Regions from separate parts of the Homo sapiens genome. Here regions 2, 3 and 4 are each linked to region 1. A link is a contact called in ENCODE Hi-C data. All regions are on one chromosome and are shown on one strand. Each heading gives the region's core, a stretch centred on a gene start or an enhancer-like site at or near the end of the contact. The rest is flanking DNA. Distances are from core to core; before and after follow the strand shown.

What was found. A loop is a pair of places that touch in the nucleus more often than their neighbours do. Pooled maps may share reads with other maps.
Region 2: a map of CD8-positive, alpha-beta T cell shows a loop between it and region 1 (22-fold over the local background). The contact joins the promoter of IRAK1BP1 here to the promoter of CEP162 in region 1. A Hi-C loop is called at or near these places in 3 of 168 maps with a recorded cell type or tissue (CD8-positive, alpha-beta T cell and naive thymus-derived CD4-positive, alpha-beta T cell) and 6 of 50 pooled maps.
Region 3: a loop to region 1 is called in a map of CD8-positive, alpha-beta T cell, with 19 times the contacts of the local background. The contact joins the promoter of LYRM2 here to the promoter of CEP162 in region 1. A Hi-C loop is called at or near these places in 2 of 168 maps with a recorded cell type or tissue (CD4-positive, alpha-beta T cell and CD8-positive, alpha-beta T cell) and 4 of 50 pooled maps.
Region 4: a map of CD8-positive, alpha-beta T cell shows a loop between it and region 1 (24-fold over the local background). The contact joins the promoter of CASP8AP2 here to the promoter of CEP162 in region 1. A Hi-C loop is called at or near these places in 2 of 168 maps with a recorded cell type or tissue (both CD8-positive, alpha-beta T cell) and 1 of 50 pooled maps.

The regions. Positions count from the first base shown.
Region 1 is chr6:84,226,215-84,229,012 of GRCh38, reverse strand. It overlaps CEP162 (centrosomal protein 162), which reads left to right and starts at 1,370. Exons shown (of 27, transcript NM_014895.4): 1 at 1,370-1,433; 2 at 2,561-2,676. The coding sequence starts at 2,620. RefSeq lists enhancers at 895-1,054, 956-1,456, 1,457-1,957.
Region 2 is chr6:78,866,003-78,868,801 of GRCh38, reverse strand. It overlaps IRAK1BP1 (interleukin 1 receptor associated kinase 1 binding protein 1), which reads right to left and starts at 1,251. Exons shown (of 4, transcript NM_001010844.4): 1 at 911-1,251. The coding sequence starts at 1,225. LOC107986613 (a long non-coding RNA gene) reads left to right here and starts at 1,312. Exons shown (of 2, transcript XR_001744210.2): 1 at 1,312-1,414. RefSeq lists enhancers at 464-1,064, 897-1,216, 1,247-1,356.
Region 3 is chr6:89,637,355-89,640,054 of GRCh38, reverse strand. It overlaps LYRM2 (LYR motif containing 2), which reads left to right and starts at 1,308. Exons shown (of 3, transcript NM_020466.5): 1 at 1,308-1,383; 2 at 2,173-2,313. The coding sequence starts at 1,339. It overlaps MDN1-AS1 (MDN1 antisense RNA 1), which reads right to left and starts at 1,523. Exons shown (of 4, transcript NR_111915.1): 1 at 1,419-1,523. RefSeq lists enhancers at 1,509-1,558, 1,779-2,008, 1,361-2,560.
Region 4 is chr6:89,828,616-89,831,315 of GRCh38, reverse strand. It overlaps CASP8AP2 (caspase 8 associated protein 2), which reads right to left and starts at 1,436. Exons shown (of 10, transcript NM_012115.4): 1 at 1,210-1,436. RefSeq lists an enhancer at 1,747-1,936 and a silencer at 2,037-2,086.

The sequences.
Region 1 (2,798 bases), core at 121-2,620:
TCAGCTAGGATAGACAGAGACAGTGAAAACCCTTGAGGGGAGGCTATAAATGTGAAAGAAAAACCAAGAAAGAGAGGAGACAAGTGTATCAAATAGTATTGGGAGATCAAATAAAGCGCTGTCATATATGTACACTTACACACACAGAGACAGGATTAAAAGGTCTGACAAAAGGGAGGTAAAGTGGAAATAATTCCTCAGAAAAGATTGGCAAGTAAGGTGAGGAGACAGATCATTTCAACCACTGGGAAATAATAGCATGAAGAGAATGTGTCAGAAGTGATGTTTTAGGTGGGGATCTCAAGGCATGTTCAAATGCTGTTAGGAAAAATCCCACAGCCAGCCAGAAGTCGAAGATACAGGATTAAGGGAAATGACCAGTGGAACAAGATCAGTGAGAAGAAGAATGGGTAAAGGCTCTAGATCATATGTGGGAAGGTAAGTCTTTGATAGAAGGTGGCAGGAAGTCAACTTCTCAATAAATGGTAGCTTAAGATATTTCTTTTATTATTCATATTTGCATCATAGTCCACAGCTCCTGGTTTGTACATATTTGTATTGCAAGAAAGACTTGATGAATAAACAGTTCTAGCTAAAGATGAGGTCCTGAACTAAGTCTACCATCAGCAAAACCTGCAGCTGTTGTAGATTTTACTTACACTATGCTAAATGTTGTCCTCTGAAACTCCAGCTAATGTTGCATGCTTTGAAAAAAAGAAAAGAAATAGAAAACAAAATCCAAGTCAGTAATTGTGAAATGCCAGTAAAGAATGCAGTTTTGAAAAGTAGGGGTAGCGGGAGGAGCAATAACTTAATAAGAATCTTGCTGTTTGCGTATTTTCGATTTCTTGCCCACTAGGTGGTGGAACAGAGTCCCCATCTAAACGACAGTTTTTTTCCTCACAGGTTTGTGTTTCTCTCACAATGCCTACACAGGTCTTTGCAGGCCAAAGAAATCCAAGAAATTCAATCTCTTCAAAATTGCCCCTTGGAAAAACAGAGCGCTCGAATGACAAGTGTGGGGAAGGCGGGAGGCGACGATGCGGAGTGCGGAAACACAAGGACCAGGGGAGCTAAACTACATTTCCCAGAAAGCCACGGGCTGGCCTACAACCACCGCGCCCTCCAAGCCTGCTGGAAGCCTCCGTCTCGCTTCTCCAGTAACCGGTTTGCCGCTGTCCCCTTTTCTAAGGAACGTAGAGAAAGCCAGGGAAGGAAAGGCATTTTACTGCAGCAGCGAAGGTTTAGCCACTAGAGTGTCTTTCTCAGCCGTGGTTATTCCGACCTTCGCTTGTAAAGGCATTGGGAAACCCACGGCCCACGTGACCAGCCCGGGTCATGTGACTCCAGAACCCGGCAGCTGAAGTCTGTTACCCTGACAACTGGTGGACCCGCACAGACCTTCCGGGAAAGCGCGGAATTCAGAGGCAGAGGTAGGTGGTAAGGTGTGAACGCTGGTTTCCCACCCAAATCGCCCTGGTCGAGGCCGTGCTTCATACTCGAGCGAAGGGCTTTAATTTTCCAGGTCATTCCCCTTCTCCGCCCGGAGCCCACGGCAAATGCGTCTTTGTCTTCCCTCCAATTCCCGAACCCGCGCTTCTGGGGACGGGGTCGCAGCCAGGCTTGAGAAGCTTTTAGTGGAGCTCACCCCTGACCAAGCTATTCAGGCCAAGACCTTAACCGCACTTACCCTGAACTGATCGAAAGTGCAAATGAGGGGAAGAGGTGTTACTCTGCACGATGGGGAGGGTATTGTCCGGGTCTGCAAGCCCTCTTCCCCTCCCCCATCTCTACAGAAGAAAGCTGGGATTTGAGCTGCTCTAGGGAGTTCAGGAGCTGGGGGTCGACCCAAGGTTGGGTTCATTAGGTGTCTAGGGGAACGCTTTCCGTTGCAAATCACTGGATTCTGCTTGTGTTCAGCACATAATTTTTGTCGGTCTTCCCTCGCTTCAAAAGAAACATAGTACTGATTTGTGTACTCCATTAACTTTAAGTATTCTTTAAGTATTTTGACTAAATTACTAATTCTTACTAAATTCTATTTGTGTATATTTTGAAACATCCCCGTATCTGGATACAGTCTGCTTTACGAAACTATGCAGTCTGCTTTACGAAACTATTACTATGGATTGGTAAAATAACGAGCCGAGTGATAAGGCAGCACAAACTGTCGTGTGCTTTGCAAGAAAGAAACAGTCCTTTGGATTTGCTAACTTACAGTTTTTAAGATTCCCTGTGAGGACCTGGTTTGTGTTTGAGAGGTACTAATTAACACATGCACACAAACATAGGTTTGGGAAATATTGTAGAGACCACTCTTTAACAATTGGATGTTAACAGATGAAAACATAATTCTGAACGTTGAGTACAAGACATCCTGTCAAAGCTGCTTTTCCAAATCAGTTTGCTTAATGAATTAGGAATCTCTTGACCAGCTCTTACTGGTTAAAAAAAATTGTGCATATATACTGAATCATAACAAATGTCCGAAGTTTAAGTCTGGTCGTGTTCATGATCTGATGGATTTCCTCAAAAGATGTTTATGTCTCTTGTCATTTAGTGTTTCCAATGTTTGAGGTACTTTAGAATGTTTACTTTGGGAGGTCAAAATTGTTGACTATGGCTAACTGTTCCCAAGAAGAGCTAGATGAAGAGTTTGAACAGTTTATGAAAGAGGTAAGTTTATATTTTTAAAAGCTATATTGTCAAATTTGTCTCAAAAGACTCATCCTTCAATTCTGTCATCTCGAAGATACAGTTAGTCCATCACCAAACTCTGAATTCCCATCATCCCTCTA
Region 2 (2,799 bases), core at 2-2,501, 5.4 Mb after region 1:
CTAATTTTCTTTCATTCTAATTATCGGCAGAATTGGAAGCAACTTACATTCTGGTTTCAGGAATACATGAGTTCAAATATTGCTCTACCTAAAGTTCAGAGCATTGTTTAACCTCTTTAAATTTGGAAAACAGGGATATTAAAACATGCCTAACAGTGCTATTGTGTGGATTAAATGATGGCTTCATTTTTTTTCTTGCCTTAGGAGTAGGCTTAAGGTAAGATTTGTTTAGTGATTTGTCTCATGGACATCTCCGTTAAGTAAGTAGAAGTATTTCGTATATGTGGTATCCACAATACTGGCTTGATTTTTTCTTTTAAGTTAAACCTAAGAAGGCCGAAGAAATTTTGGGGGAATCACTATAAAATGAAAATCATTATAAAATGAAAATGGACGCAACTTCTTCCCCACTTCCCAACGTTACTGTTTGCGGAACATACTCAAGAACCATTCCATGCAAAGTTTTACATGATCGGAAGGAAGCAGGTCGTGCTCTTCACTTGCCAATTCCATGGTGCGGAATAAAAACAAAACAAAACAAAATATTTAGTGTCCAGCACTCCACGTGGGCAAGTATTTACAACTAACATTTCAAGTTTTAACATTTCATCACTTTAAATTTAAAAACAAAATCACTGAAGCAAATATCCCCAGATAAAAACCTACCCAATTTGCATTCTTTTATTTTTAATTTGCCTGAGGCCAATAATTACCTTCGTCTAGGAGAAGAATGGGTCAAATATTCACTCTGCCAGGTCCTGGCGTCCCGGAGTACCTTTGCAACAAACGCGTCCTAAACGCTCCAGACCCTCCACATCTCCCTTCCCGCTAGGGGGGCCTGTGGGGCCCGACCATCTGCCAACCCTTTTGTGTCTTCCGGCTCTTATTTCCTCCCCCGCGGAGATCTCACCTGCACGCCCTGCTGCTGGAGGCTCTGCGTGATGTAATCTAGACGGCGACAAACGCTCTTTTTGGCCTCGGCTGCCGCCTCCTTGGTGCTGCTCACTCGCACCACCACCTGCGCCCGGTCAGGGCCCGCAGACACTTCTGAGGTGCCGCTTACTTGCACCTCGCGGGTAGCAGTTTGGGCTTGTGTTGAGGAGAGGGGGTGGCGTAAGCCCGGTAGCGTCTCTCTCCCTGAGGCCAGGTTGTTCTCCCGGCTCCGGTCAGCCCAGGGAACCAGTTCCACGAACACTCGGGTCGGAGGGGTCTTTTGCAGAGACATAGCGATGGCAGCTGGGTTTCCATAGTAACTACCGGCCGACGGCGGCCGAAGGGGCCAATGCGCACCAGGGCTTGCCTGTGCACGGCGCAAAGTATGCCGGGATGGGTGTGGAGGCCGCGGAACTTCTGGCGGGCGCAAGCTATATGCCTTGTTGATCTTGCCGCATCTTTTTTACTAGATGTCGGCTGAGTGAGTAGCTACAGTTTTTAACATGTTTAACTTACGGCCTTCAAAAATTGTTAGCGGACTTTCTCTGTTGCCTCCTCAGTGAGCTCTGCCCTTTCTCGCAACTCCTTGTCGTCCCACCGCGCCTCTGCACCTCAGAGGAAGGAGAAGAGTAGCGAGGCCGAGCGGGTTTTTAGATTTCTCTGTGATTACCCCCAGCCTTGTCTTTTCTGACTTTACCGTCCCCGCTTGGGGTACTGCTTTTTGAGGCTCCCTCGGCCACATTTTTGTGGTTCGTGAGAGGTTTCAGTTGAGGTGAACTTTTTGCCCCTGTGATCTTGGACAGTTTATGATTCTTCATATCTCAGTATCATCTTCTCTAAAGCAGGGTTGATAATATTTTTTATATTAGTAATATATAATATATTCTAATATATATAATATATTCTAATATATAATATATTCTAATATATATAATATATTAATATTATCAAAGCAATGTTGATAATATTTTTCACATTTGCTATGTGCTTATAAGGCGCCCATTGTATGTAGAGTGCGTTGCATATGGAAAGCAGAGTGAACATAATGGATGTTTGTAATGATAGCTATGGCTTTGGCATCATTTTTGTGTCTCCCCATTTTTTTCTAAAATCCCTGGAATGGTTCGGGCCTTGAATTCCGACAGAAGAGATTTAGGTGGTAGCAAAGCACGTCCAACATGGAGTTTGCTGGGCCTGCACAACTTGGAGCTTCTCTGTACCCTTTTCTTCAGAGAACTTTTAGAACACAACCCTCAACTTCCCGTCTTCTGGATTCTCTTCCTAGCACTAAGCAATGATCTTTGTAAAAATAGCCCCACTGACTTATACGTCTTTACTATCTGAATTTTATCAAGAGAATCGAGGGGGGAAAAAAGAATTTTGAATAACTAGTTCTAGAAGGACAAGAACTGTTCTTTTAAAAGGACCCTGAAAAGCTGACAGTCCTCTTGTAGTTTCTTCACCATCGTTTTTTCTGTTCTTTTCGATTAGTATAATTCAACTAAATCAATGGTACCCCCCTCCTTTAATTAGGCTCATCACTAGATTAACATAATTTTGTGTATATCCATCTTGTTTATTGTTAGCTGAAAACAATTTTAATTTAAAAACTAACGTTAAGAACTTTCCGTCATAGTCTTTTATTATTTAAGACACCCAAAATAATGTTTCTTAAACTTGGTGAAAAATTCTTTTTCCCTTACGATAAATGCGGAAGAATATAGCCTCCAAAATAAATTATTGAATGAGTGAATGTCATAAACAAAAAGCAACAGGAGTTAAAGTGTAAGTATTTAGTATACGATAAAAGATTTCATATCAGTGGAAAATGATTACATGGTACAGGGATAATTGTAAGCTATATAT
Region 3 (2,700 bases), core at 59-2,558, 5.4 Mb before region 1:
TGACAAAAAATATAGAGCCCATATAAATGTCCTCATCATAAACGGACCCAAGTCATGAACAATTCACAAAAACAGTATAACTAAAAATGGCGAGGGGTATTTAACTTCACTCCTTTTAAAAAGTTAGCAATTAACTATTACAGCTAATGTATTAGACAAAATTTGGCATATATTATTGATAATATGATCATGCAGTTAGCATCATTCATACAATGCCTGGTAAAGTTCAAAAGAGCTAATGATTAGAGTTCTTACATGTGCCAGGACCTGTTCTCAGTACATTAGAGATACACAACTGAGGTAGATGCTATATTTCACTTTACAGGGGAGGTAATAGGCCAGGAGAGGGGAAATAGCCAGAACACAGCTAGGAATAGGGAGCCCCAGGATGCTAACAGGCGAGGCAAGCAAGTCCCCAGTAAACTAGTAATTGAACATTTTTCGTTCTATTTTAATTCGATACAACACCACTTGGAAAATTAATATGGCAAAGATTCGCTAACTCCACTTCTAGTGATTTAACCCAAAGGCATGTGTATTGTGGGAAAGATAAAACAACTATAAGGAAATAAAAGCAAAAGCCTGAGGCTTAGGGATGTTAGGCTCCTCGTTATTAGTGATGAAAAGTGCTTAAGACTGAAGTGGGTGAGCCATTCAAAGCTTTGTTTCAAATGATCATGAAGGCCACCGCTCCCGGAAAACCTTTGCGCTACAAAAGAACAGGACAAAAACGAGAAAGAGAAAAAACCAACACAAACTGTAAAAGAAATTAACACTTTCAATTTTAGTATTTTCAACTATACACATTTTTAAAGGCTCGAAAGAACATTTAAATACGTTTTCACCTCTTTCCCCCAAAAAAACCTTAACTTTTTTTTCGAGACAGGGTCTCGCTCTGTCGCCCAGGATGGAGTGCAGTGGTGCGATCTCGGATCACTGCAACCTTCACTTCTCGGGTTCAAGCGATTCTCCTGCCTCAGCATCCCGAGGAGCTGGGATTACAGGCACCTTACAGGCCTCCCAGAGTGCTTGGGACTGCAGGTGAGAGCCACCGCGCCCGGCCTCCTTCACTTTCATTTGAACTCTCTTTACCAGGAACTGTGTTAAGTGCCCTACCTTTCTTCTTTATCAAAACGACCCTATGGTGCACTGTTATCCTATTTTACCGACGAGAAAACTTCGGCCAGCGCAGCAGCTAGGGCTCAGTCCCGAAGCCTCGCGCTCTCAGTCCGAGAGCAACCCGCGGGCCGTCTCCTAGGAAACCGGGCTCGCCACACCCCTTGGTCGAACCCCACTTCCGCTCCTGCGCGCTGAGGCTCCGGCGGACCTCTGGTGGACATGGCTGCTTCCCGCTTACCCCCAGCGACGCTAACGTTAAAGCAGGTACCGGCGGTTCTCTGCCTTCCAAAGCAGCTTACCTGGGTCTGAGCTGGATTCTCCATCTGTCCCTATCCCCAACGGGGCGGGTTCCGGGGTCCTGATGCGGCGTGCGCGCCCTCTGAGATTGGCCCGATGCCTGCGGGGCGGTGCTTCGCTCCGCGGGGCCTGACGGGAGGCACTGGCTGCTTCCTTGGTTTGGTGCGATCGCGTGAGACAGCGTCAGGCGCTTGATTTCCCTGAGTCCCGGTGCCTCAGCTGCCCAGTGCCCACGGTAAAAGTCTATTGCACTGAGCTGTGGCAAACAGCAAATGAGATTACCAAAGATTTGAACAACTGTTAATTTAGAAAAAGTGCTGTCGTTGTAATAACAACTTCTAGGAGACCGGCAGCCCTTTTCAGCCCGGTAGGCAGCTCCTGATTTTTTAATGGTTCTTAGGTTTGACAGAGCAGTAAGCAAAAAGATCAGATGAACCTCGTGATGCTTTCTTTAAAACATCTTTTTGAGACAGGGCCTCACTCTCGCCCAGGCTGAGTGCAGTAGCGCAATGAAGGCTTACCTCAGCTTAGACCTCCTGGGCTCAAGTGATCCTCCCATCTTGGCCTCCCAAAGTGCTGGGATTACAGGCCTGAGCCACTGCATCTGGCCAAAAAAAGAAAAAAAAAAGTTTTTCTTTGCCTTTTTCAAAATTGACCAACGAGAAGTACTCTGGTTACAGCTTGGTTTGCTGAAGTAGAACTTTCCAGGCTGGCGATTGTGCAGTAGTAATTGCTATTTACTCCTCCCTTTTACAGTTCGTAAGAAGGCAACAAGTTCTTCTCCTCTACAGAAGGATTTTGCAAACAATTCGGCAAGTTCCAAATGATTCTGATCGCAAATACCTGAAAGATTGGGCAAGAGAAGAATTCAGAAGAAACAAAAGTGCCACCGAAGAGGTGAGAACAAAATCATGGTGAGGACAGATCCTAACCCTTTTTATTGATCAGTGAATTTTTTTTTTTAAGTTTAGCAGACATCTTGGAATATAGTGCCACTGAGCTGGTATATCTTGATCATTGCTTGTAATGTTACCGATTTTAAATTATTATTTTAAAATTTAGTATTTTAAAATATGTAGATAAAAGAGTATCTACACTCTTCAGCATCATCACTTGACTTTTATGTTGTACATTTTATATGTATGTATGTGGAACTCTTTTAGCTTTTCTAAAAGGCAGCAGTTCCAATAGGTAGTATTGGTTCTTGATTTTAACAGATAAAATGGTATAGCTATACCTTGTTTAACCAGGTAAAACTATAACCAGATTTCACTTTATTCTACA
Region 4 (2,700 bases), core at 187-2,686, 5.6 Mb before region 1:
CTGAGGTGGGAGGATTGCTTGAGCACAGGAGGTCAAACCTGTAGTAAGCCGAGATCTTGCCATTGCACTCCAGCCTGGGCTATAGTCTCAAAAAAAAAGGAAAAAAGAAAAAGAAAAATCATTACGAAACTGAGAATGTGTCCTTAATGTAGACGCTAAAAGACAAAAAATAAAATTTAGAGAAAAACACAAGCATTTGTAGAGAAAAACAGGAAAAAGCCAGAGAAGACAGTGTATTTTTACACTCATGGGAAAGGCTAATACAGCAAGACCCCAGAAGAAGAGGTAAGGGGCAAATACTAACAAAAGCTATCATATACGGCACATTTACTATGTTCCAGGCACTAACCTAAATGATCTAAATACATTATTCACTTAGTTTAAATCCTCCCCAGAGTTCTATGAGGTCCATATTATTCTTTTCCCCATTTTACAGATGAGGAAAACACAGACGATCAAGAAATTTGCACAAGGCAACCACCTGGTAAGTGGCAGAGCTGAAATTAGACCCCAGGTCTGTCTGTAAAGCAAGATGGCCAAAATCAAGAATATTCAATACAATATAAATGTTTTTGGAAAGAAGGCCATCTCTTGTAAAACGGAACGCCAGGAAAAGATAATTGGAGGGCATAGCGGGGATAGGAAGGGAGATGGGAGAATCCCTGCCATGAAAGCCTCTGTCCCCCTCCAGTCAAAGAGGCGCTGAGGGAGATGGGGGGGAAAGGCCTTGAGGAGAGGCGAAAGGTTTGCTGCTGGAGGTGTGGAGAATGGAAAAAGACCAAGGAAGAGTCGAAGAGTCAAAGACAACTTGATGCCTGAAGCACAAATGCTCAGCTCCTACGAATCCTACATTCACATCTGAGTTAGGGCCTACTATGTGCTAGGAATGAATCTAGGCGCTGTAGAAATGAAAAACTTATTTAGGCATGTTGGTTTGATGCCTAAATAAACATTTCAGAAACAATCAACATCAATGATCACCTGACACTCCAGGAAACCCATTTCTCCAAAGAACTCCATCCGAAAGATTTTAAGAGTATATTCCAAGGAGAGACTGGATGGTGGGGGGGAGGGGCAGGACGAGAGGCCGAAGGGACAATTCCTGGGCGCGCCCACCCATAGTCCCCGCCCAGACCCTCTCGAAGGACCACAGAGGGACGCAGGGTGCAAGCCCTGAAGCTGCACCGGGGGCGGAGGGAACGTGGCTACCTGCGGCCAGACGTCAGGCGCGGCCCTTCCCCGACCTACTTGGCCGCTCCAGATGGACTCCCTCCGACTCTCTGGTTTCCCAGGGGCAGCCGACCTCCACTCGGGGGACTACCGCGCCATGCAGCCTCTTCCTTAGCAGTCCCTCACGGACCGGGCCCCTACGACAACTTACCCGCCCTGCCCGGCCCAAGACAACCCGGTTCCTTTCTGCCCACCGAGGTCTCCCTGGCATCTCCACCAATACCAGAGCGCTATCAGGGTATGGAGGCGGGACTGAGTGCCTACGGCCAATCATATCAGACGCAAAGCACGTCGCAGCGCCCACAACTAGTTCCCGCCTTTGGAAGGGAAAAAAAAAAACACGGTTGGCGCCAAACTCCAGTAATCTTCCTAGGGCTTTAAGAGAGAGGGGCGGGGTGTAAGGTGGCGGGGAAGGCGATGGGGCGGGGCTTCAATAGGAAGGGGCTGACCTGAGTGGAGGTAGGGGCGTGGCCTGAGAGAAGCTTTTTAGTGAAAGACAGGAAGCCTTGAGAGGTCTGTCATTTATTTAATACTTTATCTTAAAATTCTGCTGTCAGCTGCGTGCGAGACAAAGTGCTGGGCTCGATTACGATGAATAAATTTGTTCCCTGCCCTCAGACGCGTTCCTGGATGATAGGCAGACAAACAACTTAGCTTCGGATGTTGGGAGCCTTAAGGAGGGGATACTAGTCTAGCGGGGCAGGAGAGAGAAGAGCTTTTTACAGGGTGGAATACCTGACTTGCCTTATAGAACCTGTAGGAATGGGGGGTGCCGGTAGGTCTAGCCTCAGGAGCTCAGCCTGAGCATTGATAGGTGCGAAAATAAGGCCACCTTCCTCGGCTACTTATAGTCTGCCTATATTCATCCCTACCCATTTCCTCGTTTGTCCACTTAGCTTTTTTTTTTCTTTTTGCTTTCAGACAGGGTATCGCTTTGTCGCTCAGGCTGGAGCGCAGTGGAGCGATTTCGGCTCCCTGCAACCTCCACCTCCAAGGCTCGAGAGATCCTCCCACCTCTGCCTCCAGAGTAGCTGGGACCATAGACGCGAGCGACCACCACCCCTGGCTGTTTTGTTTCGTTTTGTTTCTGAGATGGAGTTTCACTCTTGTTGCCCAGGCTGGAGTGCAATGGCGCGATCTCGACCCACTACAACCTCCGCCTCCGGGGTTCAAGTGATTCTCCTGCCTCAGTCTCCCGAGTAGCTGGGATTGCAGGCATGTGTTACCACGCCAACCTAATTTTTGTATTTTTAGTAGAGACAGGGTTTCGCCATGTTGACCAGGCTGGTCTTGAACTCCTGTCCTCAGGTGATCTGCCCAGCTTGGCCTCCCAAAGTGCTGGGATTAAAGGCGTGAGCCACCCACGCCCGGCCACCCCTGGCTAATTTTTTAAAATTTTTGTAGAGATGGGGTCTTGCTATGTTGCCCAGGCTGGTCACGAACTTCTGGGCTCAAACAATCCTCCCACCT